Regions from separate parts of the Mus musculus genome. Here all the other regions are linked to region 6. The links are chromatin loops, found by intact Hi-C in ENCODE. Cell type or tissue: left cerebral cortex. All regions are shown on one strand. Region 1 has its middle 19 kb from the start of A830029E22Rik. Region 2 has its middle 320 kb from the start of Gm36569. Region 3 has its middle 130 kb from the start of Gria2. Region 4 has its middle 370 kb from the start of Gm36569. Region 5 holds the start of LOC102640985 (a long non-coding RNA gene). Region 6 has its middle 190 kb from the start of Gm36569. Region 7 overlaps Pdgfc (platelet-derived growth factor, C polypeptide).

Evidence for each region. A loop is a pair of places that touch in the nucleus more often than their neighbours do. Peaks named below come from ENCODE experiments on the same cell type or tissue, not always from the same donor. Only the 100,000 strongest peaks of a DNase experiment are listed, where the experiment ranks them.
Region 1: it touches region 6 in a loop (6-fold over the local background); 9 of 42 quality-filtered maps call a loop at or near these places.
Region 2: it touches region 6 in a loop (4-fold over the local background); 6 of 42 quality-filtered maps call a loop at or near these places.
Region 3: a loop joins it to region 6, with 4 times the contacts of the local background. A loop is called at or near these places in 3 of 42 quality-filtered maps.
Region 4: a loop joins it to region 6, with 3 times the contacts of the local background. A loop is called at or near these places in 2 of 42 quality-filtered maps.
Region 5: a loop joins it to region 6, with 5 times the contacts of the local background. A loop is called at or near these places in 18 of 42 quality-filtered maps.
Region 7: a loop joins it to region 6, with 2.5 times the contacts of the local background. A loop is called at or near these places in 4 of 42 quality-filtered maps.

What each region holds. Positions count from the first base shown.
Region 1 is chr3:81,781,309-81,785,308 of GRCm38, reverse strand. No RefSeq gene overlaps it. Among named protein-coding and RNA genes, the nearest start is that of A830029E22Rik, 19 kb to the left of the region's middle. In left cerebral cortex, a CTCF peak has its summit at 1,871 (motif pointing right); DNase peaks (open chromatin) are centred at 2,048, 2,717 and 3,055; H3K4me3 peaks cover 475 bases; H3K27ac peaks cover 736 bases.
Region 2 is chr3:80,203,560-80,207,559 of GRCm38, reverse strand. No RefSeq gene overlaps it. Among named protein-coding and RNA genes, the nearest start is that of Gm36569, 320 kb to the right of the region's middle. In left cerebral cortex, no CTCF peak of the experiment used is centred here; DNase peaks (open chromatin) are centred at 345, 2,026 and 2,484; H3K27ac peaks cover 2,979 bases.
Region 3 is chr3:80,666,331-80,670,330 of GRCm38, reverse strand. No RefSeq gene overlaps it. Among named protein-coding and RNA genes, the nearest start is that of Gria2, 130 kb to the left of the region's middle. In left cerebral cortex, no CTCF peak of the experiment used is centred here; DNase peaks (open chromatin) are centred at 124 and 1,520.
Region 4 is chr3:80,252,857-80,256,856 of GRCm38, reverse strand. No RefSeq gene overlaps it. Among named protein-coding and RNA genes, the nearest start is that of Gm36569, 370 kb to the right of the region's middle. In left cerebral cortex, no CTCF peak of the experiment used is centred here; DNase peaks (open chromatin) are centred at 1,354 and 1,902; H3K27ac peaks cover 2,380 bases.
Region 5 is chr3:81,923,408-81,927,407 of GRCm38, reverse strand. LOC102640985 (a long non-coding RNA gene) reads left to right here and starts at 2,774. Exons shown (of 3, transcript XR_375741.2): 1 at 2,774-3,071. In left cerebral cortex, a CTCF peak has its summit at 2,255 (motif pointing right); DNase peaks (open chromatin) are centred at 387, 1,404, 2,270 and 2,995; H3K4me3 peaks cover 993 bases; H3K27ac peaks cover 2,010 bases.
Region 6 is chr3:80,077,855-80,081,854 of GRCm38, reverse strand. No RefSeq gene overlaps it. Among named protein-coding and RNA genes, the nearest start is that of Gm36569, 190 kb to the right of the region's middle. In left cerebral cortex, a CTCF peak has its summit at 1,888 (motif pointing left); DNase peaks (open chromatin) are centred at 550, 1,073 and 1,844; H3K4me3 peaks cover 718 bases; H3K27ac peaks cover 2,275 bases.
Region 7 is chr3:81,037,249-81,041,248 of GRCm38, reverse strand. It overlaps Pdgfc (platelet-derived growth factor, C polypeptide), which reads right to left. Exons shown (of 6, transcript NM_019971.3): 1 at 3,695-4,000. The coding sequence starts at 3,812. Among named protein-coding and RNA genes, the nearest start is that of Pdgfc, 2.8 kb to the right of the region's middle. In left cerebral cortex, a CTCF peak has its summit at 1,679 (motif pointing left); DNase peaks (open chromatin) are centred at 1,735, 1,985, 2,941, 3,997 and 1 more place; H3K4me3 peaks cover 1,632 bases; H3K27ac peaks cover 1,880 bases.

The DNA.
Region 1 (4,000 bases), 1.7 Mb before region 6:
AAATATCAAACCTTGTGACTTCTGTACCAATATATCATAATATCACATGGAATTTCTTTCCAGATAACTGTTATAAACGAAATACTAAAAACGTAAAAATATATCTTGGTATTTAGATAATTTTTAAGGTCAACCCTGTGAAATTTAATTGGTAGATAACTTCAGATCAATGGAAAGCCTGACTGGTTATGCATTCATGTGAATAGCTCTTGGTCTATTTAGTATCTAGAAACTAGGAAGGTTGTACTTGGTTTTTCCCTTTCGTCCAGACTCTCATGACCTTTCAGTTACCATGTCTAGGCCTTTATTAACCTTAACGATTTGTTTGGGATAGTTGCTTCTCATGGATGTTGGCAAGGGTCTCCACTGTTTGCTAGTGGCAGGGAGCTCAGATTTCTCATTGTCTAATGCTATAATTTTCCAGTTCTTTACCAGGTTCTTGAGGTTTGTGGGTTAGTCGCAAATTTCTCCCAGCTAAGTCCATGTGTTATGAGTTTGGGTTCCAGGTTGGCCTGTTGAGAAATGCTAAAAATAAAATAACAGGGCCTAGCATGATCTCCTGAAGTCACTGACTGCATATGTCTAAGAGTACTGTGGGATTCTCATCTTTCCTTGCTTCCTGTCTTGACCAGAAAGTATTCGAGTCCATAGTGATGCATGACACTCATCCGAGGCTAAGGGCAGTTGAGCCACCCGATATTATATTTGAACCTCCAGAGCAATGTGCTAAAATAAAGATCTCTTCGCTTTTTGATAGGTCCATCTCAAGGTTTGTGCTGTGGTACTTGAAAAGCTAACTAAAACACCAAGTAGCCTCAAAGCACACCGCAGAGCAAGCAAGCTGACTCAGAGTCGGAAAGAGCTCCACCCCAAAGGTACACAGAGTGAAGCACAAGGTAATGGAGTAGAGAATGGCTGAGCATCTTCTTTCGGACGGAAGCTCGGAAGGGGATAGGACTGGGCTCTAACAACACATAAAGATGAATGGTTACAAGACTGTGATAGAAAAGGAGACCTGGAGAACAAGATTTGGATTAGAGGCTTAGCAGAAAAGATTCACAAAAGGGAGCCAGACGAGGAACCACTGGAAATAATATCAAAGATCTTGCGGAAAATACCTACATCTTTAATATGTTTTCTGAGTCTTAATATGGTCCATGGGTTGGATGGCTTTACAGACCCTCTTCCCTCCAAACACATGTTTATTATTCTTAAGATAATTTTCACAGCCTTAAATGATTTTTACTTTTGACTTCAGAGATTGTTTTCCCCCCTGTTTGGAAGTGATAACCCCTGAGAGCCTCTACCTAGTTTTAATCTTACTGACAGGTTATAAGCAATTTCCTATTAAGAATGTTTTTGTTGTGATCATTATTTTTATCATGACTATCATATTATTTCAATATTTTTGTATGGAATTCCTAATGTTTCTAATTGACAGAGCTGTTATTCTACCTCTACAGTGCAGTTTAAATTATAATAACATAAACAGATTATATCTATCTACCTGAAATGCCAAGTGAAATGTCTCATGAACTACAGGCACTTATCTCTTTTTTCACAAGGAATAAATATAGTCGTTCATAGGACAGATAATGACATAAGTTTGAGGTTGACAGAAAAAAGGAGAGTTTATTTGAGGCAGATGTTTGCTATGGAGAAAGTCGCTGGAGAGTCATCAAGGGAACGCTGAATTTCCGACTTACAAATTTGATAGGGCAAGATGACAAGGAAAAATACCATTTCAAAATGGAGGGACTAACTTTACAAATGTGTCAGCCAAGACCCCCTAGTGAGGATCGAGAGAGAACACTGCCAATTTCACTTCCAAACACAAAACAACTCTGTAAACGCCGCAAGATATCTACTTTGCCAATAGAGGGCGCAAGAGACACGCTGAAGAAAAAAAAGGGATTTTTTTTTTTTTTCTTTCTTTCTTCCTCTCTTTTATGCTTTTCCTCTGAGCAGTTTTGCTTTGGCGTTACCCTTCTGGCTTCTGCTGCATTATTCCGTACATGATGTGGGTGTGTGGTGAGAACATGTGGTGGCTTTTTTATCCAGCCACGTACCCAGTGGACGCGGTGACCTCATAGGCTCACATCAAGCCCTATGATCACCTTCAGAAAGTTGTACTTGAAGCGTACTGATACTGAATGCTCCAGGCTTAGAGTCGTTAGCAGCACCAGGACTTCCTCTGTGGCTTTGCTTAATGGGCTGAATGCCCGCACCCAGCAGGCTGGCTCATTTCCTTCCTGTCTGCTGAGTGTGGACCAGCTTCGACCCAGAAACCCCAGTAGCCCCTTCTGCCATCCCGGGAGCTGTAACCACTCCCTCCCAAACAAGCCTCAGGCCTAATGGAACAGGGGATTTTCCTGACCAAGTTTGCCCTTCCTGTGGGCAGCCCAACGTCCTTTAAATGCTATCACTACATCTTTAGAGTTATTCCTCATAGCTTATTGTCTCCGTAATATCGAGTTTCTCCAGTGAAATCTACTCTGCTCTATCTGTTTCCCAATGAGATCAAGGATGAGACAAGAATTCATAATTTAAAGAGCCTTTATTTGCTATACATCTCTGAATCGCAAGGAACTAAACCAGGGGCCTCATGTAGCTTACCATGTGATGTGATAGTTTGGGGACTAGGGAGAAGACATGTCACTACAGTCACTATGACCCATTAGAATAAAACTATGCGGACTGCGCCAGGAGAGGGCCTTCTGTTCACAGTTCTTTACTTGTTTGGCATTTCCTTGTACTCATAAACCTGTTGCTGACAATCATTTGATCAGTTTAATTATCTAGAAATTACTTAGTAAAGGGACTGAGAAAGTACATCCAGAGTTCTGAAAAACTGTATATCCAGAGAAGAGTTAGTAATGAGCTCAGAGCAGAGACCATTGGCTGGCCTTCCAGGGGAGGTTGCCCCGTTTCTAGTGTTTGCCAGTTTTGCTAATATAGCTTCTCTGGTGAAGCTTACTGTTGTTGGAAACGAACAGGCACAACGTTGAATACAGTGTTAAGACTGCATCCTTGTATAGAACTTTTGATGTGTGAATCCCACACACAGAAATAACTCGAAGAACAGATGGTAGCCAAAAAACACAATCACGCAAAACTTAACGTTTCCCATGAGTGATGCTTCTGATTCAAATATGTGTACCTATGAGTTTGTATAATTCGCTTTTTAATAACGTCTGTGTTTCCAGCGGACATTTCCTTCTTCCTTCCTTCCTTCCTTCCTTCCTTCCTTCCTTCCTTCCTTCCTTCCTTCCTCCCTCCCTCCCTCCCTCCCTCCCTCCCTCCCTCCTTCTTTCTTTCTTTCTTTCTTTCTTTCTTTCTTTCTTTCTTTCTTTCTTTGTTTCTTTTTCGAGACAGGGTTTCTCTGCGTAGCCCTGGCTGTCCTGGAACTCACTTTGTAGACCAGGCTGGCCTGGAACTCAGAAATCTGCCTGCCTCTGCCTCCTGAGTGCTGGGATTAAAGACGTGTGACACCATGCCCAGCAGTCCAGCTGACATTTCCAACCCAGAAGCTATAACTAATTGATAACCACTCATAATGAAAATTAGTTGTCTCCAAAGGTGTCTAATTGGGCATACAAACCACTTTTAAGGCCAGGCCAAATCCCATTGTAGTTTTGGAGGGTTTTTGTTATTGTTGTTGTTGTTTGGATTTGGTTTTGTTTCTCCATGTGTCTGAGCATTTTATTTTTCATTTTTCTTTCTTTCTTTTTCCCTTTCCTTGTAGGCATTTTGTTTATATAACTTGGTATCTGATTTTGTGTTTTTATGAGATTTCTGTGTTTGCCAGTGTGTTTGTCTCTACATCAATATATGTTTCTTTTGAGTTTTCTTTGTTCTTCTTGTGAATTTTTCTTGTGTTTGTTTTTGTTCAGGTTATTGTTGTTATTTTAATGCTAATTTATTTTCTATTGAGAGGGAGCAAGAAAGGATGTGGATGTGGGTAGGTAGGGATATAGGGAGGATCTGGGACTGTTTGGAG
Region 2 (4,000 bases), 130 kb before region 6:
CTATTATGTAGGTTTTCATCTTATGAACAAGACATTATGGCTATGAAAAGGAATTAGTCATTTTTGTTTGCATTTTTATAAAAATTCATCCTATTTTTTCCATTTGCCATACACTAAAAAAATATATATGAAACTGTATTAAGAACAGTATGTGGTTATTTCTTGACAAAGAACAATTTGACTGATTAAAAAGCAGGCTCCTGCACTTAAGTATCTAGCAGTTACCATGGAAACAATTCTACTTTGACTCAGAGCATATCTTGTTTTAAGGAGAGCAGCCTGTTGTTATGGCAATGGGAACTTGAGCAATTGCCCCCCAAAGAAGACCAACACTGGAGAGATGGAAAGGTTGTCAGCTACATGAAAAACATGATTGCCAGTGCATTTTCGTGGGAGCTTACAGAAACCACAGCTGTTAGAGACAATAGGTACCAATTTAGGAGCCCTGGGAAGAGCTCATGCCCTCTGTTCCTTCCCTGATTTATTTTTAACTACTGCACAATGAATAATAATAGTTAGGGATTGTGTTTCAAATTCTATTCACTGAAGGCAAGGAATTCAAATTTGCTTAAGATTGCAATAAAAAAAAGAATCTTTGAAACCCTAGAGGAGTTATCAATTTTACTTAATACATGAGATGATCTTGATGATGAGAGTCGAAATTTATAGAATGCTTGCTATATATTAGATGACATTTTAAAATTGGGAGTATTTTTGTTTATTTCTTTAATAATTTTATTTTTCTTGAAAACTTCATATATGAGCATTGGTTCTACACCATTCCTTCTCTCTCTCCCTCTCAACTACTAATTCCTCCTATGATCCCTCTCCCAAATTTATGATCTCTTCTTTAATGATTATTATTGCATGTATATACATGTGTATATTTGTGCACATATATTTGCACACACACACATACACACACACACACACACACACATACACACATACACACACACACACACACACACACACACACACACACACCACACACACACACACATATATATATATATAGCCTACTGAATCCATCTAGGTTATTCATATATACATGTGTCTAGAGCTGACCACTTGGAATTGGACAACCTAAGTGGTAGCTCTTCTCCAGAAGAGACTGAGACTTTCTCACAGCAGGCACTGACCAACTGTAGTTCTTCATCTATGGGCAGGGAGATGCTGAATTTCCCTTCTTCTGGGTCCTGTTCAGGCAGCCATATTGTTATGAGTTCATAGACACAGCTTCTGTATCCTATATAGAAGACAATATCTTATATCATATATTCTGATACTTTGGTTCTTAACAATCTTTCCACCCCTTTTTTAATATTTTCCATGAGCATCAGATACAAAAGTTGCAAAATGTTTTTATTGCATACACACATCAAATTCTCATAATATTTATTTTAATTAGAGAGCATTGGTGTTGCCATTCAACAGAAAAGATGCCCCAAGCACAAAATGATAATCTACCCAAAATCTCAACCAAGTAATCTACCCAGGAAGAACTCTTGACTGCTTTCTTATGAACAAATCATATTATATAAGACATTTTATTTGCTTATATTAATACTAAATCTTAACCATAATTTAAAATACAAATTATACTATCTGAAGTATTTCCAAAGAAGAGTATAAGTTTTATGCAGTAACTGACAATATAAGCTTGAATTGCACTTAACTAAAGGAAAATAAAATGTCTTTTCTCAATAATGACTTTATCATGGTAGTGTACCAACTCCTACAATTAGTTAATAGTTTAAATCTTATGGTCATTTCTGCAGATTTGAAAACCTTATCTGAAGATGGTGAAATTCCTGAGGATTTATTCTGAATAGAAGTCTAAGATATAAATGCAAATATAAAAATTGCAACTAACAGATCTGCAGTGATTTGACTCTAATTAGAATTGCAAAATATTTCATTTCAGGGGCTTAAGGCTTTTCTCATCAGAAGTCTTCAGCCTCCCGAGCTTGAAGCCATGCCTCCTACTCGTTTATATGTTGCAGATGAATCATGAGCTCATCTCGGTTCAGTCTCGTGGGCAAAAATTATGTAAGTGTTTCAATATCACAAAATGTTCGTTCCACTCCGTGTTATTGAAAAGCTTGGGTTGTGAAGCAGCAGCTTCTTTCCTCTTACTTTGGCTCCAGATCTATGCAGGTAAATTTTTAATAAGTAGTTTCAAAAAGGATAGTGATTGACCTGATAAAGCATACCAGGGTAAATATAAGGGCAGTAAATATCTTCTAAATGTGATATAAGAATTCCCTTTTATATTAGAAGCAGGGGTGAAAGCTACTGTCACCATGCTATTGGTGTTTCCCTGGAGACCCTGAACAATGAACTGGGGCAAGCAAGAGTGTTTAGCAGAAGGCTAGCAATTGTCCCTTCCCTATTAATGCTGAAAACACTTAATAGTTGATATTAAGACATTCTTAAGTAAAGAACACCACAAATAGTAATTTGCTTAAGTAGTAGTGTGAGTTACTTTGTTATCTAGTGCTTTTCCCAGGCCAGTTCCTGGGGACCCTGCCAACACAGATGTCACAATAGGTTCTGACTCTCCTGCCTTCTGCAAGGACAAAATTCTACAGCCTCTTTCCAAACCCAGCTTACCCTTTCATTAGTAACTGTTCACAGAACTTTTATCCTCTGACTTCCCTGAGGACTTTAGGGTTACATTCACGTAGATTCAGGCCCAGTTCACTGATGAAATATGTCTAGCTTAACTTTAATATTTCTTATTCAAGAAGGACCTGAAAGTTTCCTTGCTTGCTTTGCTTTTAAATAAAAAAGATCATATAACTTTTAGGGGATTAAGAATATGGAACTAGACCTCAGGAAGGAAGCAATATTATTATGTCAATCAAGATTGGCACTGACAATTTATTATATTTTATATTAGTAAGTATTGTATATTTGCCCAAATCAAAATCAGTTTTGAAGGTAAGACTATTCCAATGGCATGGATAGCAAGTATCTGGAGAAGAAAAAGAAAAAAAAAAAAAAGAAAAAATCCTACCAGACTAATGAAAGTGTTATGCAAATTAGTAAGTAACAGAGCTGAGATATGTGCACAGGTCTCACAAAAAGCATCGTGCTCAGCTCCCTGGAGCAAAACACCTCCTAAAATGTTTAAGACATTTTAGGAAGAAAAATTGTTCTGTTATGGAAAGTACAATTCACCTAATACACTTGGTTGTTTTAGTAATTCCGCACTAATTTTCTCTGAGTTGCCTCAGGACAATCACAGTATTAAATAGAAGTTTCATTATTTGGTGGGTATGAGGAATTATCCTTCTGTGATCCACAACCATCTTTATGTCCTAAATTGTATTCTTTTGCTTATCAACTTTCTCCAAGCTCTGTGCTATGTATCATCCCCAATTCACTTACTTCATTCCCATCTTTGTTTCTCCACTTTCTTTGGAGGTTAGCCTTCTGTCTTTTTACTTTTCTTCTCCATTCTATACCTTCCTCTTTTTCTCTCTTCTCCTTTCAAATGTTAGCAGTGGAAACACAACAAATGCACCATGTATTAGTTGTAGAGTCCCTGCCTCTTCATTAAAAAAAAAAAAAACAAGAATAACAACAACAAATCCTTTGTTCTCTCCTCTTTATCTCATTGAAAAGGTGTGCTTTCCATCATATGTAAACAGATAAAAATGTTAAATTAATTTTTTATTATTATACACTCCATATTTTATTCCCCCTCACACACGTCCACCCTCCTACTGCTCCACATCCCATACCTCTTCCCCACACCCCTCTCTCCACATGGATGTCCCCATCACCCACCCCACCTGACCTCTAAACTCCCTGGGGCCTCTAGTCTCTTGAGGATTAGGTGCATCATCTCTGAATGAACACAGACCCAACAGTCCTCTACTGTATGTATGTTGGGGCCCTCCTATCAGCTGGTGTATGCTGTCTGTTTGGTGGTCCAGTGTTTGAGAGATCTTGGTGGTCCAGATTAATTGAGACTGCTGGTCCTCCTACA
Region 3 (4,000 bases), 590 kb before region 6:
CCATGTCTGACCTCAACCTGTACTACAAAGCAATTGTGATAAAACCTGCATGGTACTGGTACAGCGACAGACAAGTAGATCAGTGTAATAGAATTGAAGACCCAGAAATGAATCCACACACCTATGGTCACTTGATCTTTGACAAGGGAGCTAAAAACCATCCAGTGGAAAAAAGGCAGCATTTTCAACAAGAGGTGCTGGCACAACTGGCGGTTATCATGTAAATAGTTATTCTTATACCTGCAGATTACTGCAGGTCTCACTGTTCACGGAAAAGCTGTCTTGTATATGGAGCTTATCATAGAAGGCCACAACTGTTCAACATGTGGAGAATATGGGACTCTATTAATTCTGAAGGAAAAAGACAAATACACTACAGTAAATTTTGTCACATTCCTTAGCATGAAACTAGTGGCTCATTTTAAAGTACTGAGCAATGCTCTCCATGTGTTTGTTGGATTTAACTCAGCTATTTTTCCTGAGTGCTATGAGGAGAAGGATGCTGCTACTGATGTCACAGTAAGAGCTTTAGGGAAGCCCCTGTGACATCAAGATAAACAGGTGTTCATGGGATCTTTCTCATTGCTTGTTGTACAGAAGGATCCTAAACTGCCATCAGTCATAAAATGGGACAATTTCAATAACATAATAGAAATGTGGTCTTTCTGAAAGTGAGCTGAGAACTATAAACTCAAAAGAAACAAGTACAGATAACTGAGGCACACTAACTGAAATGCACCACCTTGCGTATTTAACCTGTGTGTGTGTGTGTGTGTGTGTGTGTGTGTGTGTGTGTGTGTGTGTGTGTGTGTGTGTGTTTTGCAGGGAGCGGGTGCGGGTGAATAAGGTATAGCTGTCTTTGCTGATGTAAATGCTTATTTATCATGAATTGTAACATTTATATAGGACTTAAATTATATATATGATAGTTATATATCAAATCTAAATATATAAATATATATAAATACATATTTGTTCTTCAGATGTTACAGATGTTGTCTTTACTATTAGTGCTTTTTGACTTAGGCAAATTCATTTAAAAATGGCTATACAAGGAAATGCCTTCATGTTTACCCTCATGAATTTATTTATTCTGTGCCTTTCTTTTTATTTTTTTGCCTTTGTAGATGGATTCAGATTTTCTCATCTGACATATCCTTTAGCATCTTTCTTTTCATCTATGGGAGTCAAGGTCTTCTGGTAATGACTAAGCTCAGCAATTTTTAGAATTGTAAAATATCTTTCTGTCAGCTTGCTTTTAAAGGGTTATATATCTTTGATCAAATTGTCTGATCCACTCGTCTAATGTGCTGTTCCTCAGAAGGAATCTGCTCTCCTTGTCTTTCCTTCTGTAAGTGGGTTGTTCTCAGGAACTTCTTTAAACACGCTTCTCCTTGTCACTGACTTCAAAGTTTGCCAGGATAGCCTTCAGAACAAGCAGTCCATGATTTTTGCGGTTGAGTTGCTTGAATTTTGGAAACTGTCAGTTTGAGTTTTTATCAAATATGAGAAATAATTGCATATCAATGGAAATAAGTGGATTTTCTGTTCTCTGTTTTTATTTGCGGGGATTCAGTTGCATGTGTTTCATTTTCCAGCTACCTTCAAATTGTCCTCTTCACCATGGTAACCAGACAGTGCTCTTTGATGAGCCTTCTCTGTAACTATCTCACGAGGTTTCATTTCATCTGGGCAATTCTCATCTTGGACCTTGTAGATTTCATTTAGAAAGGTGATTTTTGTCCATCTTAAGGATGTCTTCTCTTTCCTCTTTTCTGTACCTTCTAGAACACATGCATAATATCTACAGTATCTTTATTCTTTCAAATTGCATGTCCATTTCTGTTCCCATTGATGAATCTTTTCTTCAGCTGAGGTTGGAAGTTCTCACTTCTGTGTGTTCCTTTCTGATGTAAAAGCAGCCTGGACAGGTTGCCAAATTAGCAAAGCATAAAGGGAAGCTCTAGTGGGAAAGGCAGCGATGGGCGGCAGCATTACTGTATCCCACCGCATCTTGACTTCTTTTCTCACCTTGGCGTTGTTTCTCCATTTTCACATGTGTACTGGGAATGCCGTGGAAAAACAGGAACCACGCCATGAAAGCTGCAGTTATAGTTAACAGTAACTAAAGCAAGAGGCTGCTGACATGCCTCCTATCATTTTCTCCCTTTTACTGTTCTGTTAAATTCTATCAGTACCCAATTCCTGAAATAAGCATATTTATGACAGCAATCATGCTTCCAGAAAGAAAAGGTACAAATGAAAAGAAAAAAATTGTCCTTCCATAATAGATCAGTTTTGTTCTACTTGTACCTGTCTACCATCTCATGGAAATTCTTAACTCCTGTATGAACTGAAAGGCTTTTTAAAAAAAAATCATAATTGAATTCCTAGTACAACACTCATTTCATATTTTTTTCTAAAGGCATTAACAAGAGATCTAGACTCCTGTATTTTAGCCATTACTGACAGGTTCACATCCCTGTCTTGGATCAAGTGAAGTCTAACCTTCGTTGGCCCCATCTCTTCCTTATGGAAGTTTTCTACACTTCTGTAAGACTGAGGAAGCCCTCACCAGAGATGAATTCCTTCTTCATGGAGTTCCAGTATCACTGGATCACAGTATATTTTCTTTTGTGGGTAAAGTCCTTCAAATTCAAAGTGCTGTTTCCCATGTTTAGTACTCTGTCTGTCATTATTTCTGTAAGGCTACAGCATTGCCACTACAGGATTCTAGAAGCTTATGGATGCAACGGATACGATGTGACATGAACATCATACAAGGAGGCACACATGGATGACATAAACACATCCAAGCTGTGTCCTTTTCTTCAGCTTCTTCACCATGATTCTCATTGTCTATTTATTCCTAGTTCAGATGCAAATGCAAACATCTTAGTTGATTTTTGTTCTCAGGATTATACCTAAAGACAATAACAGTTTGTCTAATTGGAGGAGTTGTGGGCATGCTGGGAAACAGGCTCTTCGTGCATTAAAAACTAAAAAAAAAAAAAAAAAAAGCATTTTCCAGTTTGATCATTTCTACAGTGTCAACCCTGTTGCTGTGACTGATGACTAACTCTGAGTTGTATCTACTTAATGTCTACTTAAGCTTTTAGGTATTTGTTTACTGGATACTGTTTCTTAGATCTAGTTTGCCCTCCATATACAAATCATAGGTTATTAATCAAATTTAGATTAGTTCAAATTAGATCTTGCAAAACATGTTGAAATTTCCACCCACAACACTGAGTATCTTCTGTCTGTCTTCTTCTCACTGAAAGGATGCTCTTCTCATCTTCTACCCAGTGATTTTTCTCCTGTCTTTCCTCATACCTCCCTTCTTCTTCCTTCAGATTTTATTGTATTCCCCAAATCTCATCTGTCTTCTCTTTAGTTCAAGTCCTTCTGCCTCATTGGGCAGTTGAGACTGGGAAGCCCTGGCACGTTAGGCAAATGCCCTACCCCTGAAGCACACCCTTGACCCTTGTTTCTGTCACTGTTGCTTTTTTTTTTTTTTTTTTTTTTTTTTTTTTTTATGATGCGGTCTCACTCTGTAGCCCAGGCTGGCCTCAAACTCACACTAGTCATTCTCTTCCCTCCACCAGCCATGTTTGTTTTGCAACTACAGCAATTTTTTCAATGTTGTTGCTATTGTTTTAGTTTAGTATTATTTATTTGGTCATTTGGGTACATGTGTATAAATCTATACATAGCATGTTTGTGTAAGTCAGACGACACCTTATGGGAAGCAGTTTTCTTCTTCAGTCACGTGGGTCTTGGGGATCGACCTCACATCATCAGGATTTACAGCAGATACCTTTCCCACCTGAGTCATCTGAACAGCCAGCCATGGTTAATTTTACTATGATCATTCAAAAGTCTGACATCCTAAACATTAAATTTTATCCAATACTTTAGCATGTAGCTGCGATCCTAGGACCTGGGAGTAGGGGAGCAGAGAAGCAGGAGGATAGCCAGGGAATGCCAACCTAGGTTG
Region 4 (4,000 bases), 180 kb before region 6:
TTCACTTAGTATATTGTAATTTCTGACATCCTTTAAGTGAATTAAATGGCAATGTGCTCTTCCCCCAGAGAGAGGAACCTTATTTACTTATTTATATGACACAGTTCAGTTTTTGGAGAGAAGAGATGTATGCTCACGGGATTGTGGAGAAAGGAATCATAATTATGTTCCAACTGGATAAACAATAGACTGAATCATGCCTAGCTTCCCAATTAGCCATGATCATCAAAACTCTAGTTGCTATCTTGGCGTGACTGTTCATATTTTTTAGGAACATATGGAGTGACTGTAGACCGCACTGTCTGACAATTAAAATCTGAATGATCATAGTGTTTCAAGATGTCTGCTCACTAATTAGAAAAGTGATTGAAGAGGCACATTTTGCAAGTGTGTTAGAAGTCAGAGTTAACTAGTGTTGTCCTATTCTATACTGAAGGTTATGGATCATTTTCTCTAACAACAACAAAAACCCTTAGATTTCACCATCTGTCTCATGGGATTAAACTTTAGATCACAAATATAAAACAAGCATTTTTGCTTATAAGAGACTCACTGGAAACATGGCTACCAAAGTTTCCTACCAAACAGTGTAAAGTAACTAGGAAAGTCATAGCAGGAAGTACACAGTTGCTGCCCTCAGCGTTTGATACTCTCCTTTACTCCCTTTAGATGACCCTTCTGTCTACCCTGACTCTTCTGGAGCCCTAACACACTAGGGATATTGTGTTAGGTTTTTCACTCAGCTTTTGATGCTCCTGTGAGGTGCTGGGGACGCAGGTTTGGGAATGGATGTCTGGTCACCTCCAACACTAATACACTTTACCCATGTCCCTTTTATTGTTTTGCCTTTGTTTTTCTTTGGAAAACTCTTCACACCCTCTTTTTCTATTTCCAGCACAATTTTTTTTTTTTAGTATTTCCATTTGTCTGTTGCAATAAGAACCCGAGTTCTATAAGAAGTCAGTGCAAAAAATCCCATGACAAATTGTATGTTTATTGTGTGTTCCCAAAGAAAAGAGAAATGACTACATCAATAGCCTGGAAAAGAATAAAATGAATCAAGGAAAGGAGAGGATAAATTTGGCCATTATGCATGACTGTTTCCTGATTAGGCAAGAAACTCATGACCACCCCTCCAGTTGGACCCAAAGGGCATACAAAGGGTATCCAAAGGGTGAGCAAGGGGTATGCGAAGACCATTCACTGATTCTGATGTTGATGCATTCCACGAAGGTTTAGTCTCAAAGATTGGAATGCCTAGGTCTCTATTTTAAGTCTCATTAACTAAACTAGGGTGTACAGCAATATCCCTCCCTCAGATATTCTCTCCCATCTGTGAGTTTTCTCACTTTTCCTTAGTGAATGTGCTTTGGCTTTGCTTTCTCTTTGAACCCATTTCTTTCTCTGTTTTTTCTTTAGAGAGTGAGACAGTGAACTCAGCAGCCACTGGCTTGAACCATGATTATATAGCAACCTAGTTCATACAGTAAGAATACAAAAATGGATAGAGGTGTCTAGCGCTCAAATAACACCTATTGTTCCATTGCAAAAGTGAGTTTTGAGCAAAATTGCTAAGCTGATGAAGAGCAGTATCCAGAAAGGTGGTATATGCCCGTAATTTCAGATATTTTAGAAGGTGAGACAGGAGAATGTTCAAGGACTGTTGTGCAAGTAGGCTTAAATAACCCCATCTCAAAACATTTAAAGAGAGTAAAAGTGTCAGAGGGTAGTGTAGGGATGGTAATTCATGCTAAACTCCACTCAGAAGAGAACAAAGCACATTCTTAAGTGTGCAGGTGAGGTACAAGTGGGGAAGTAGGCAGGAGCATCAGTCACAGCTGCCAGCCTAAGGGCTGGCCCAATTAGACCCATAGTTACTATCACTGCTGAAGACAACTTGGAAGTTGGAACTTCATACTTTGCCACCAAAAGATGTACTTCTCTGACCCCATTTCCAAATGCCACTTGTGTTCTAAAACTCAGCCATCAGGAAGGTTAAGAAGAGGCTCTACAGCTTCTAACTAGAGCACAGTGATGAAAACCCAAACATTTTTTTTAGGATTTTGTTGAATGCTTTAAATTAGAGCAAAACTCCAAAGCCCTACTTTGCATATGGTTAGGAAACAAAAATGTGATTTGCTGTTTCAAGGCAATAAAGATGAAATCTTACTGTGTGTGGAATGACCTAGGGAAATAAACTAAATGGAGACCCAGGGCTCCACTGTACCATACTAATTTTTTATTATAGCTCATGGGCTCAGGTATACAACCCATCTATGCCTTCATCAGTAATTGGATATTATTGCAATCCATCCCCAGACAAATTCCTTTGAAGCTATGTGATTTTCTTCTCATGTAAGATATATAATGGGAGAGCTAATACAGAAATAGGAGCCAAGTGTTCTGAAAAGCCACTTAAATGTCTTACTAAAGTATGACAAAAATTCATATGCCTGGAAAAATCCATAGAAAATATTCCCTTTCCTGTTCTACCATCCCCATACCTCTAATAATTGAAATTCCTTTCAAAAAATGTGTCTAGTAGCCTTTGAAGGGCTATAATATTCACCTTAATCATTTTACTGTAAAATATTAGTGTACATTTACTAGGATCTTTTCCTGGGACGATATGGCCTCAGAATAGCCATAAGAAATCACAGCTAATAGTTGAAAGCACTAACGCAGCAATGAGTTGGATTAAATGGCCCCAGATAAACATACAACTAACCCCATATGAGTTGTCACATATTGTCTAAAAAGAAGAGAAGAAATATACGGGAATGGAGAGACCAGGTGATGTCACCTGAGGTGTCACCAACAGGATGTGAAATGAAGATAATTCCGTTTAAAATTTTTCATATAAAGAGGAGGTTTAATCCTCCCTACTCCCATTGAACAGCATCACCAATCTTTGTAGGGCATTTTATTTTCATTACAACCTCTTTTAAGTGTTACTAAAAATTATTATTAATAAAGACTTTCATGATTCCACTCGTTTATGACCTATGTTTTCTAGTAAAACATCGCATTATTTAACTATGCATTAACACAATGCTGAAGATCTAAATTCCAAAAATAAACAAGATTCAGTGGGATGATCCCAGTTCTCACAGGCTAGATTCTATGGATAATTTTAAAAAGGAATCTAAGAATTCAAATATAATGTAATAAAGAGATTTGTTCAGTACAAGGGGCATATATATATATATATATGTGTGTGTGTGTGTGTATGTATGTGTATATATATATATATATATATATATATCCCATAAATGTACACATTATTGTATGCTATTTTTAAATACTTAGAAGCTAAATAGCAATGTCTGTGTTCTGCTATGCACTACATACATATATTGATTATTTTACTGTCCCCTGTAGATCTGTGTAACAAGAATAAAATGATGAACCAACCATATGTTGGTGAACATTTACGAGTATGCATTTATTATTTCAATATCTTACATACATATTAAAATAAGGCTCAGAGATAGAATAGAGGACAAAGGTTATACAGTGAGAGGTGACACATTAAAAATAATGTGTAAACACAGTGATAATATGAACACAATTGGAAACAAGGAGTCTAGATATATGAAAATTTCATAATTCAAAAGCAATACCTATAGTAATAATTACTAAATAAAATATTTATAAGCTTTTTCTATGGTACCAAAAATCCTTAAGAATAAAAATTACCTATAACCCATATGTTAAAACTACAGGAAATCTTACTTATTAAATATAAGATTAGAAATTCTATAGACATCCGATCAGAACACTGTCCTAACAGGCTTAGATTCTATCACAAAAATAAAAGTTTAGTTAATGTTATGCTATCTGCTTATGTTCTTATATTGGTAAGTAGAAATAATGAAAAATAATGAGTATCTTGAAGAATTTTGAGAAATACAACTGGTAATCATACTGATTATCAATTTAAAATATGCTCATAGAAAAGCAGATTATAAAAAATCTATGTATTGTATATTATATTATA
Region 5 (4,000 bases), 1.8 Mb before region 6:
ACTCCCCCCGGCCCCCCAACCCCACACACTGTTAAATCTTTGCTGTTATTGGTGTTAATTGGAGTTCCACAGTCACTGCCGTTGTTTTTCATATCTTACACTGATAGCATTCCAGATGGATGGTATAAAGTCGGAACAGGAAAGCATGTCATGTGAGTTCCTATGGAAGTAACATTCTCATTTCCTTGCTGATCAGAAGGGAGGAAAATGCAGTCAGAAATGGGCAGAAGTCGCCAACCTTCTAAAGTGGCTCTGTGCCACTTGGGCACAGCAAATGGCAGCGAGAGAAGTTGCTGGGAACACAGACCAGGAGAACATGGGATTCCTGCAGCCAACCTCTAACAAAGAGGGAGAGTGGAGTTAATGAGAAGCCATGATGCATACTTCCCTCTCCACCCAGTTAGTGAAACAAAATGCCCCCGAGCCGAGAAACACCTGAAACCATGAGCAGTTTCTATGGTAACCTCGGTCTGTTTTTATTCCGAAGGCATTTGAGCAAATGTGCAGAGATGAAAGCTTTCGGCCTGCTGTGTGTGTATATGGGGTGGAGTTGGTGTTTTAAAGGCATGATCGTAGTGTTGTTATCTACTACAGAAATGTCAACAACTCTCTTCCTCTCTCTCAATTTAAAATAGCAAGCAAGCATAATTTTTGTTGTCTACAGAAATACTTCTGGTATTTTTTTTTTATCTCATGGTTGTCACTTACATTAATGCTATATGGTGATTTAGTAGGTATGTGTCTCCCACACGTTAAACAGACCCTGCAAGTATCATGCTTTTGATCTCCACTACCTGTGCAAATATCATATTACTCAGAAGGAGAGATGTGAATAAATATAGGCTTCCTCAGGGAAGAAATATATGGACAGGGAAGAGACAGTCTAAGGTGGAACTTTTCACAGTCCTATAATGTAAAATCTGTCTGTCTATAACACAAGGGAATATGATTCCTGATTTTATCTTTTTTTAAGTATAGCAATTCCTCCCTAATCCGTTCCTTCTTGAATATTTGCATTGACCCAGAGAATATTGAAAGGTTTTGATCATTATTCACTTTTATAGTCACAAATAAATGGGCAGAAGATTTGGTCATTTAGAATAGAAAAAGCAAGCAAGCAAGCAAGCAAGCAAGCAAGCAAGCAAGAATAGGAATGAAGGAACTGTTATTTGGTCCTGGAGTATGGGAAGGGAGAATAATATATGAAGGTACCTATGTGCCTTGCTGAGAAGGTCTGATGGTAGGTACCAACACATGGAGTTACAGTGAGGAAGAGAAAGTTGTTATTCTGGGTCTGAAAGAGGAATTGAAACGATCAATTTAGGTTGAAGAGCTTCATGAAGCACACAGCCTCTGACTAGGGGCTTTCTGAATCCTTCCTGCAGCTGTGGTATTTGCTTGTCAGATGATGGATGCACTTCCTTCAGATGCGTCTCAGGCAGCTGCAGGGCTCAGAGCCGCAGAGCCTCCCCCGAGTCTTAGTTTATCTGATTCTTGGTTTCACCCACTTAGTTTCTCTAAGACATCGTGCTTGTAAAACCACTACTGATATTTTTTACAATCACAGCCACTGCTCGCCTGTTTCATGAAGTGATCACAGAGTAACTTCCGATTGATAACTTTACCCTTCTGTGAATTGATAAGAAGAGTGCCATTTATTGGAGGCCTAAGACCATTGATCTCTATCAAGTTCTCATTACCTTAAATCATCAATATTGGTCACAATTTGATAAATGGATAAAAAAATCAACTCCCTTTGCACTTTAATTTCAGGGTGGCTATTGTGTTAGTAGAGTTTCCACATAATATCCAGCCAGAGTTTTAAACATTTTATGCCCATTTCCTCAGAAATGTCTCCTAGAAACAAAGGAATATGAAAAAAAAAATAGAATGTTTCAAAATTAAGGTGTTGGAAGATAATACAGTGTTGAAATATTTTAAGTTATGGAATCAGACAATATGTATCACGGCCTCTCAGAACACTGTGAAACTGTTAATTTTACCACCTGAATATTACAGATTTGAAAAAAAATTGTGGCATGTATATTTATATTACCTAATGGGTTGATTTTAAATACCATTAGTGTATTCATATTATTTTTGATATGTGATAATTCATATCTTTATTGTTTGTCAAAGTATTAGAATTTGGGGGATATATGTTCCTAATTAATTTTGTTATTGAGGATAACAAACTGAACTGGCAGACAAAACTGGCCAAAAAAATTTACTGATTTGTGTGCATCCTCATATCTGACCACATGAGGGCAGCATAGTATCTCTTAAGACAGTACATTGGCGCCAAGGATAGAATCTGGTATAAATGGCATGTAAAAAAATCATGAATATAAGGTTAAAGCTAGAGAACTCTATAATGGTCTTTTTATTCAAATTTTCACTTTCCAGCTGAAGGAATTGAGGTCCAAGGAGACAAATTAACAAGTCCCCTCACACAATTGATGTCTTTGAAGGTAGACAGGAGAACGAATTGACATTAAAACAGGTAATAATAATTACATTAAGCAAGCACCTAGATATTTTAAGAGACTTCTTATTATACTGTAATATTATGTGTGGAAACATTTCGGATGAAATTGAATATTTCTAATAAGGATTTAGCCTCAGAAATGTTCCTTTCTGCAGAACTAGACAAATAAAATGATAGAATTAACATTTCCAAAAAAGACTTTTAGGATAAACTTGAAGGCAGAAACGTGAAGCGTGTAATTCTGAGGGTATTCATTAGTACTTTCTTCACAATCTTGCACTCGTGAGTTCTTCTCACACTCCATCATTGTCTCCGAGAAAGAACCGGCAACCTCGGGAACAGGGCACGGAGGTGCTGCCTCGACATTTCTCATTTTTATGTCTTCACACCCACACCTTGTTATATAACATACAAATACATGTTCATTTCGTGAGAATTGTTACGTAACACACAAATACACACAAACCCAGTGAGACTCGTGAAAGGCCTGCTCTCCGCCATCTCCACCATCATGGCTGACAGACAAGCGGAGGGTGGGGATGCTCGGTCTGCCTCAGAAACTCCCCCTCTCCAAACTTCTCAGGTAAGTTAAAAATTGACTGGAAAATGCAGGTAAACAGAAAAGTCTTCCTATACAGCTGAGTTCTCCCCGCCCCTCTGCCTCCTGCAGGTCTTTACCTGTCTTCCCAGGTTCTTTTTCTTCCCTACTGCTATTATGGTTGCTCACCGTAGCTTCGTTCCAACAACCTTCGTAAAATGGACCCTGTGATAGGTGGTGTTATGCATCAACCTGCCAAGTCAGGGAGGGTGACGCTGTTTGATTAAACATGATGCTAAATGGTTTTGTAAGGATGTTCTTGGACAAAGTGTTTTCAGGGACAGAGCTGGTAAAGACACTTGCTGTCCATAGCTGTAGGGGGACGGGAGCTGGCATCAGTCAGTGGTCAGTCTGGAGAAAAGACTGGTCTCTCTGGGCATCAGATTTCTCTGCACGTGGTTGCCGTTAACACTAGATACTGGCTGTTTCCTGTGCCCAGACACGAGTGGACGCATTTGCTTTGCCAAGATGCATGCTTTCAGGTTTTTGGACCAGAATTTCCCATCACCTTTCCTGGGTCACAGAACTTCGGAACTGGGGCTAGTCTTGATCTTCAAGCTTCCTGCTTCCCGACTTTACCCTGCAGATCCCAGGACATGCCACCCTCCCTAACAGAGTGGAACAATCTCTTTAACAAGTGTCTCTCTTTGTATATATGTTGTCGGTTGTCTTTGTCTGAAGTTTTCTGGTAATGGAAATTGATATTGTCTTTAATGCATTTTCAGTTAAAAGCGGAGAGCCATTTGACAGTGACTTGTTAGCTGATACTCTATGTGAGTCCAGTGCATAACGTGTTAAATAAGAATCTTGATCTCATGTTGACAATGACCTGTGAGTCCCAAGGAATCTTACTGTATTGGGCTCTTAGCAGGCATTTAACAGGTATGTGCTGGATGGATGGACACACAGGTTCT
Region 6 (4,000 bases):
CAAATTATCCATGTTCTGTGCTTAAGTTGATTTTATCTGCATGTAAACGTGATGAAAGATATATTTCTCATTCTTTGTTTATTTACTTTTTTCATACCTAGTGTTAGTGTATTCCAAATTCTTTTGGGAGAAAAGTCTCCAGAGTAACTAACTACCCACCTGACACTTGGTTTAAATAGTTGTGTTTTACTGAACAGCTTTGACATTCTACCATTCTTCTTTTAGGGAATGGGTTATTTTATGAATTTAAAACAAACCTGGTAGCCTTGAAGAAGCGTCTTCCCCAGCTCTAAATTCCCTGGTCGCAGGAAAAGAGCATCGTTGTTCTTTCCCGACAAAGTCATGCTGCCACGCTTCTCAGCTAATGAGGAAATGATAGTGGAAGAGCTGTCTGTAGACAGGATAACTCGGGAACTGTTTTTCCTCTCAGACATTTCCTCTACTAAACAAGAGACAGCTGTTACATCACACTGAAGACTGGAAGTGAGGCCTGGAAATGATGGCTTATGTGTCTTTAAAAGTGGCCTGAGAGCAGTCTGAATGCTACGATAACCAAGACCTATGTTTACACACAGCAATGGCTTAGCTTTGCCCAAAAATTCAATCCCTGACTGAAACACATAAAGAACAGAGAAACTGTTTGCAGACAACTGAAACCGAGGCCTACATTTTACAAACATTGCGCTTCTGGGAATGTTTTCATATTGTTTACTTGCAAGGAAGAAAAACCTCAAAGCTAAATGTAGATATCACTGGAAAATAATAAAAAGCACTTCTGAAATTTTCATGAGTCAATAAAAAAACATAATTCCATTTAGAAAAAAATCAATTGACAGATATGTTTCAGAGGGTACAGCTACTATTTAAAGCAAGAGCCACCTATAGTCAAATTCCTTTCTAAAAGGACTTTCTCTCAGTCTTGAAACATTCACCAAAAACATTCCAGACACATTTTATCTCTGGTCCCCAACAGTGTCTTAATTTTTAAGTAATGATTGAATAAAACACACACGCAGTTTTTAGATACTGAAGATGGGAGCAAGCTATTTCCACTGAACAGTGGAGCCTTTTTAGCTCGTCTCTTGTTAAGCCCTAACAAGACGCCATCTTTACAATTCTCTCAAAAGCATGTTGTACTAAAAGCTGCATATCTTGATTCTAAATCTAAATTCAGAGACATCCGTTTCTGAATTTTTAAGATGCCATGCGACGTATATCAAAGCAGTCATTAAAATAGGTTATAACCTTAAAAAGAGGAGGGGGTCATTGTGACGTACTTCATCTTGTTTTATGTGGATTTAAATGAAATCACTTAAAAACAATGAGTTGCTATTGTCGACGCCCTCCCTGTAGAGGAAAATGTTAGGTCTTTAAATTACTTGTCTAGGGAAAAAAGAAAAAGGAAAAAAAACATTGTTTCAGTTGGCTGCGTCGGACGGAGACTTGGGAGAAAAAAAAAAATCCTCTGTAAAAACCAGAAGCAGAAGAAATAGACAGCAACGTCAAAATCTCAAACTGTAGCTGCAGCCAGCTATTTATACTTCCCAGACAGTTCTTGGAAAGATCTATTGTTAAGATTGAGCATTTCCGGGAAGAAGAGGGGGAAAATCCTTAGGTGAGCAACAAATGGTAGTCTTTCAGTCCCTGCCTTTCAGGTGCTGGGAAACATTCACTTTAAGTCTTGTCAGGGTACAGAAAAATGATCCTTCCTCTCTTCCTCTTGCTCTCGTGCTTGAATCTGAAAAGAAACTTGTCTTACACCCAACTGCACTCCCTTCGTTCCTAATTTCCTCCATGCCTTCCCTCTTCCCTTTCTCATTTTCAGCCCCAGGTTTCTTTTTAGAGGGGGAAGAACTTGCTAAAGATGGCGTTCTACCCAGTGCTGCCCTGCCCTCTAGTGGCGCAGAGCCTGTACTCCGTACTCTCTGTTTTTTTGTTTTTTTGTTTTTTTTTTCCCCTCTCACTAACCTCTCTGCCGTTCTTCAGCTTTTTAGCCTTCTTCTATTCCTTACACATCCCTTTAGCTTTTTCTCGTTTCTGTTATCCTCTCTCTCCTTCAGCATCCAACCTAAAGCTGTCTGTAAAAGAAGGACTTGCAAAATGTGTATACTTAAAATTCGAAATGATTCGAAAAGAAAAACTTGGTAACTAAATTCTCTCCTCAGATTTAATCGGCATGCTAAATCCACAAGCTAAATTGGACCAAGTCAGAGACTGATGTACTTGGTAAACCTTAGAGAATATTAGTCTCTCTCTAAGAAACTCCTATGCAAATTGACTATCTCCATAAAGTTGGAGCCACTTTGACTTAGCACCATGCAGGACTGGGATCTTACCTATTCAGGAGGCTGAGACAGGAGGGTCAAAAGTTCAAATACAACTGTGAGACAGAATGGAGGAGTGGGAGGGGGTGCGAGAGAGAGAGAGAGAGACAGAGGAGAGGAGAGACAGAGACAGAGACAGAGACAGAGACAGAGACAGAGACAGGCTGGACTTGGGACTCAGAGGCAGAGAACATACCTAGTATCCCCTTTCACCCCAGCACTAATAAGGGAATAAAACAGTTTCGATATGACTTCCAGCAACACCCAAAAGGCACGGCCAGTTGATTAGCAGCTGTCAAGTTTCTACTTAATCCCTTATTAGCAAATTTGATGGTGACTCCTTGTTCCCCTTTGGACACTGAAGGCCAAATTCCATAATGAAGAGAATATTAACAGACTGTCATGAGGCATGGTCATGTAACTTAATTACTGCTCTGAGTTTAAATATTATTTACCAAAACACCACACTGCTCTAAGTAAAGGACCACAAAACTAACATTTTGATAGTATTTGTGTCATTGGTACCTTATTAAAAGCACTGCCATTTCCAGCTCAGTGCGTCAATATGCTCTTAAAAGCAATATAGATCTCCACCTTCAGGCTTTTATTTTCAGCAGATAATAGAAAGAATGGGGGTGGGCAGCCATAAGCTATAAGAAGTTGTAAAGGTTACCTTCATTTCATAGTTGCACTGATCTAAACTCAGTGGACTTAACATTAAAAGGAGAACAAGGACCTTTTCACATTCAGAACTATGCTACCTGCTCCCAGAAACTTAGTCCCCCAGATATGTGAGCATTTCAGAAAGTTTCTTGCAACACAAGATAGACAGGAGTGATGGCACAGACCAGTGATCCTAGCTACTCAGGAGGCCAAGGCAGGCAGATCACAAGTTCAAGATCTGCTTCCTGCAGAGACAATTGAATTGAAGGCCAGCAATTTAGAGAGAGCCTATCTCAAAAGGTAAAAAGAGCAACAACCAAAAAATGAAACTAAAACAAAAGGAAAACCCAATCTAAAATGTCACCTTTTCATTACTTTTCTATTGGTGGCACAAGAGATGCCATGGCCAAGACAACTTATAGAAGAATTTATTTGGGGTTATAGTTTCAGAGGGTGAGTCCATGACCATTATGGCACTGCAGCCGTCAGGCTGGCATGGCTGCAGTTAAAGCAGTAGCTGAGACCTTGCATCTTGGTCCACAAATGCAAGGCAGAGAGGGCTAACTGGGAATGGCATGGGATTTTAAAATGCAAAGCTCACCCTCAAATGCACACCTCCTCCAACAAGGCTATACCTCCTAATCCTTCCCAAACAGTCCCATCATTTGGGGGTCACGTATTCAAACATATGAGTTGAGCCTATGGGAGGCATTCCCATGCAAACCACCACTTAGAACGCATTCTTGTTCAGAGTCCTCATCAACACCAGCATCGTGGCCTCTTTATTCATGAGATGCTGCTACACATTAGCAACTATGAAATGCTTTATTGGAAGCCATCTTCTTTCAGAGCCTGAAACCACAGCCATCATTGGTAACCTCCTTGGTCTCTGCTATACAGTGACATGAGAAACTTGACCCCAGCTTATGACTTCAAAGGATTCTGGCTCTTTTAGCACTGAAAGCTTGACCAATGAGAGCCTATGTTCCACCCTTTTGCTTTGTGTTATAAAG
Region 7 (4,000 bases), 960 kb before region 6:
GTACAGGACTTCCAAAACCCAGCTATTGGAAGGAAAGGACCGCACTCATCATTACATAATTGTTCTTTCCTTATTCAGCTGCCTCAGCTCTCTCATACAGAACAGAGCCATAGGAGGAAGTTTCTTCATAAAGAACAAAAATATATGTTTCAAAGGTCATACTCTAAAACTTAAGGACTGCCTTGCAGGAAAGTCCTTGGAGTCCCCAGTCAGAGCCTGTGTACTGTTGAGCATCTTTAAAGACTCTGGTCAGTTTGTTCACAAAAGAGCTTCCAAGTTCTTATCTAAAGGGTAAAATGTGGGCTCTGTTTGATTACCTGCAGGCTTGTGGCAGCAGTGTGAAGAGCTAGCACTAAAAGAGGGACCAAACATTCAAAAGCATTTCTAGTGAACCCATCTCCCCAAGGGAAGTTGCCCAAAGAACCATGAAACCTTCCCTTAGGAAAGGGCATACACTGTAACTGTTGCTCATAAATGAGCCCTAATAAAGACAAAGTCTAAGACAAAAACCCAAGGTGTTTCGGGAGAATAAGGACAGCAAAACAAACAAACAAACAAACAAACAAACAAAACAAAAACAAAAACAAAAACAAAAAACAGATTAGGGGTCAGTTAAAATGACTTACGTAAGACAAGTGAAACATAGCTCCACAGATAGCTTTGTAGTTGGTATCTATTTGCTACATCTGATGTGCAAACTGAGCCTTTCTTCTTGCGGCTTCTGAATATCTATGTAATTCCTCCTTATTGGAACTCAATAGAAGAACTCTAGCACCTCATAGTAGGCATTGTTATCTGGAGCTAGTGCTTTGCCAACATGAAGTATTTCCTCCCTGTGTTTAACAACCAGATGTCCTCCAAGTAGGTAAAAGTTATTTTTCAACTCATTTCCTCAAGGAAAATCTAGGAAGCCTGGCTTCATATTGGAGCCATCGGGGTATGGAATAACAATGGGATTGAAGAAGAGCTGGGGTAATTTTCACTGGGATAGTGCTTATCTAATACTTGTGAGGCCTGAGTTTCATCACTGACATTGGGAAGAAAAGATAAAAGTATGCTACATTCAAATAGCAAGAACAACAATCTAGTAGCTAGTAACTGGGCAAATGGTCCTATTCCCTAATTTTGAGTCATGTATATATGCTCCATTCCAAGGGTGCATATTTAGCTCCACTATGGGACAAACATAGCATCCAATTTCCACTGATGACATCAAATTGTTAAAGAAACTAATCAGCCCTAGTCATAGAGAGGAGGGGGAACTTGAAAACAGAACCAACCTCTTATGATCACAAATCCAGATCGATTTGGACACTTTGTGGTTGGCCCTTAGAAGGCCTTTATGTGAATCAAGTTGACCCCTGGCATTGTCTAAGGGAACTAACTGTTGAGAAGGTCATGCCTACAGAACCAGAGGATCATCAACACAAAGAGCAACAGGGCAATCAAAACTCAAGCACAACCAAATATGAGGGTGGAAACTAGCCAATGTAAGGAAGTGACACTTTGGGAAGTCAAAAAAAAAAAAAAAAAGTCAAAAGAAGTGGCTGCTATTCCAAGAAATCTGGTCACATTCCAGAGTGCTCTTCTTCCAAGCCCACCTGTTATTCTCAAACCCTGAAACCCTATGTCTAAAAGTCAACCTGAGAATGTGCAGAAAATAGCTCTATATTGCCCCCTAGTGTTAGCTAGCACTACCTCTCTTACTTTGAAAACTATTAAGGTGAGTAGTTCCTCTCCTCTCTACTTCCTGCTGCCAACCCTCCAAAGAGCTAAACATAGCCAGATCCTCTGCCCACAGATTAGGAAATGAGGAGACTATTTTTAGCATCATGCATCTTAGGAATGAGAATGGCCCAGCATCAGATGGCACCAGAATGTGTGTGGCCTGGCTTAGTGAACTCCCATCTTCTGGGGATGTGAAGCTACCCAAGTAGCTAGCTAGCTGCAGCCAGCAGAAAGCTCTGGCGCTCATTGCAAAGTGATGATAGCATGTAGATCATGAGAAGGGACTGCAAGGAAAAAGCAAAAGGATACAAAAGTAGCAAGGAGAACGAGGGATGCTGGGACCCAGCCACAGGAGATGAGGGACCAGAAATAGAAAGGAGCACTCACTGTGCAGCGATAAGTTGAAGCTGGGTTGCTATGGAGATTTAGTAAGAAGCAATATTTTAAACTAGACATTTATTTTGTGTTAGAAAGGACAAAGGTTGGTTGGATTTGCTTCCTGCCTGGGTATAGCTGGTGTTGTGGCTCCTTTGATCTCTCAGGTCTCTGCAGGCCCTATGATTATAGATAGATCACTAGGCTGCCCTTTGATCAGCAGTTCAAGAGCCTTAAGGTGCCACATGCCATCACATTAGCCAGAGGTAAGGAGCAAGCATACCAAGAAACACCATGCTATTACCCTGGCCCAGCAATGCATAGGAATGATGAAGAGAACATATGTATTTTTGGACTTTGTTTTAAGATGTGTCCTTTATAGAGTTGAAATCCAGATGTGAAGCCTTGAAGCAATATATATATATATATACATATATATGTATATATGTATATATATATCACTCCATCCTCATTTCCCAACTGTCTCTGGCAGTCATCTTACCTGGCTAGTGAAATTGCATTGTAAATAGATAACAAAGTAGGAAAAACATGTATATTTCCCTCTTAAATAGCAGCGAGAACCTCCCCTTGTATTGTAAACAGGGTATTTAATATTCCAGTTTTAGGATGCCTACATTAGCATTGTGGTTTCATGTGTGGTATAAAATTTCTATTTACAAAAGAGTCTCAAAAAATGGCTTTATAGTGGTAGATCAAGAGCAAAGGAGTTTAGAAATTGAATGCTGTGAATCATATGGGGTTCAGAGGCTAAGCAAATTACACCCCCGAAGCTTCCCTGGACTTATGAAAGAGGCTTTTCTCCAGCTCTGTGCAATCCCAGCCCAGGGGAACTCGCATCTGAAAGTTTTCTAAACATTTCAGGTACACTTGAAAGCTGAAAGTAATTCTCATTTCCTATGCAGGATTAGATCGCTTCCAACACACACAAAATAGTCATTCATGAACATACAAAAAAATACACCACCAAAAGGTGAGGGTTTCGGGGCACAAAGGCACGTTTTAAAAAAAAAAAAAAAGTTCAAGAGAAAAACCATAACCAATTCCTTTGAAAATGTCCAAGTGGCCTCTTGACCTCTGTATTTCTCACCTAATTCTTTATTGGTGCCTGCCTTCCCATAATACAGTGTTTCGATTAAGGAATTTAATACCTTTCCTGAATTCTCCATTCTTAACACCCCCCCCCATACCTGCTTAAAGTCAAACTTGCCACGACTCATTCATTTTGGGATTTCTTCTTAAAGGCAGTTCTTTTACTTGTAACTCTGGCCATATGCCACCTAGCAATGTGGTCACAGTTGACTTTTCCAATCCTTTCCATAGCCCATGCGTCCTCTCCACTCTGAGGTTGCGGGGCACTTCCCGCTCCCTCTACTCAGTGAGCTTCGGAAGTTGCAAACTGCCGAAATCTGCCCCCACCCCAGAAAGTGCACGCGGACTCAGGAAACTCCCATCTGCAGCGCCAGAGACCCGACCATCAGCTCCACGACTGGAGGACCCCACATGCCACCGCACAATGCCAACCCGAACGCACAGCGAGACGCGGGAAGGGGGAGGAGGGGGCGATACTCACCGTTCTGTTCCTTGTCGCTGGAGAGCTGCAACTTGCTGCTCAGGTTGGACTCAGCCCGAGTCCCCGTTCTTTGGCCGGCCAGGGCAGATGTCAGCAGGAGGAGGCCGAGGAGGAGCATTTGGCTGACTGGGGCGAGGGCTCACTCGCGGCGGGCACTGGGGAAGCGACGACTCCAAGGCTCAGCCCAGCCGGGGAAAGGCTGCGCTGCGGTGGAAGCGCCTGGCCGGCTCTGGCAGCAGAGAATCGCAGGGTAGTTTCCACATAATCCCATCCAAAAGTTTTTCCTAGAGCCCTCTTCTGTGTCTC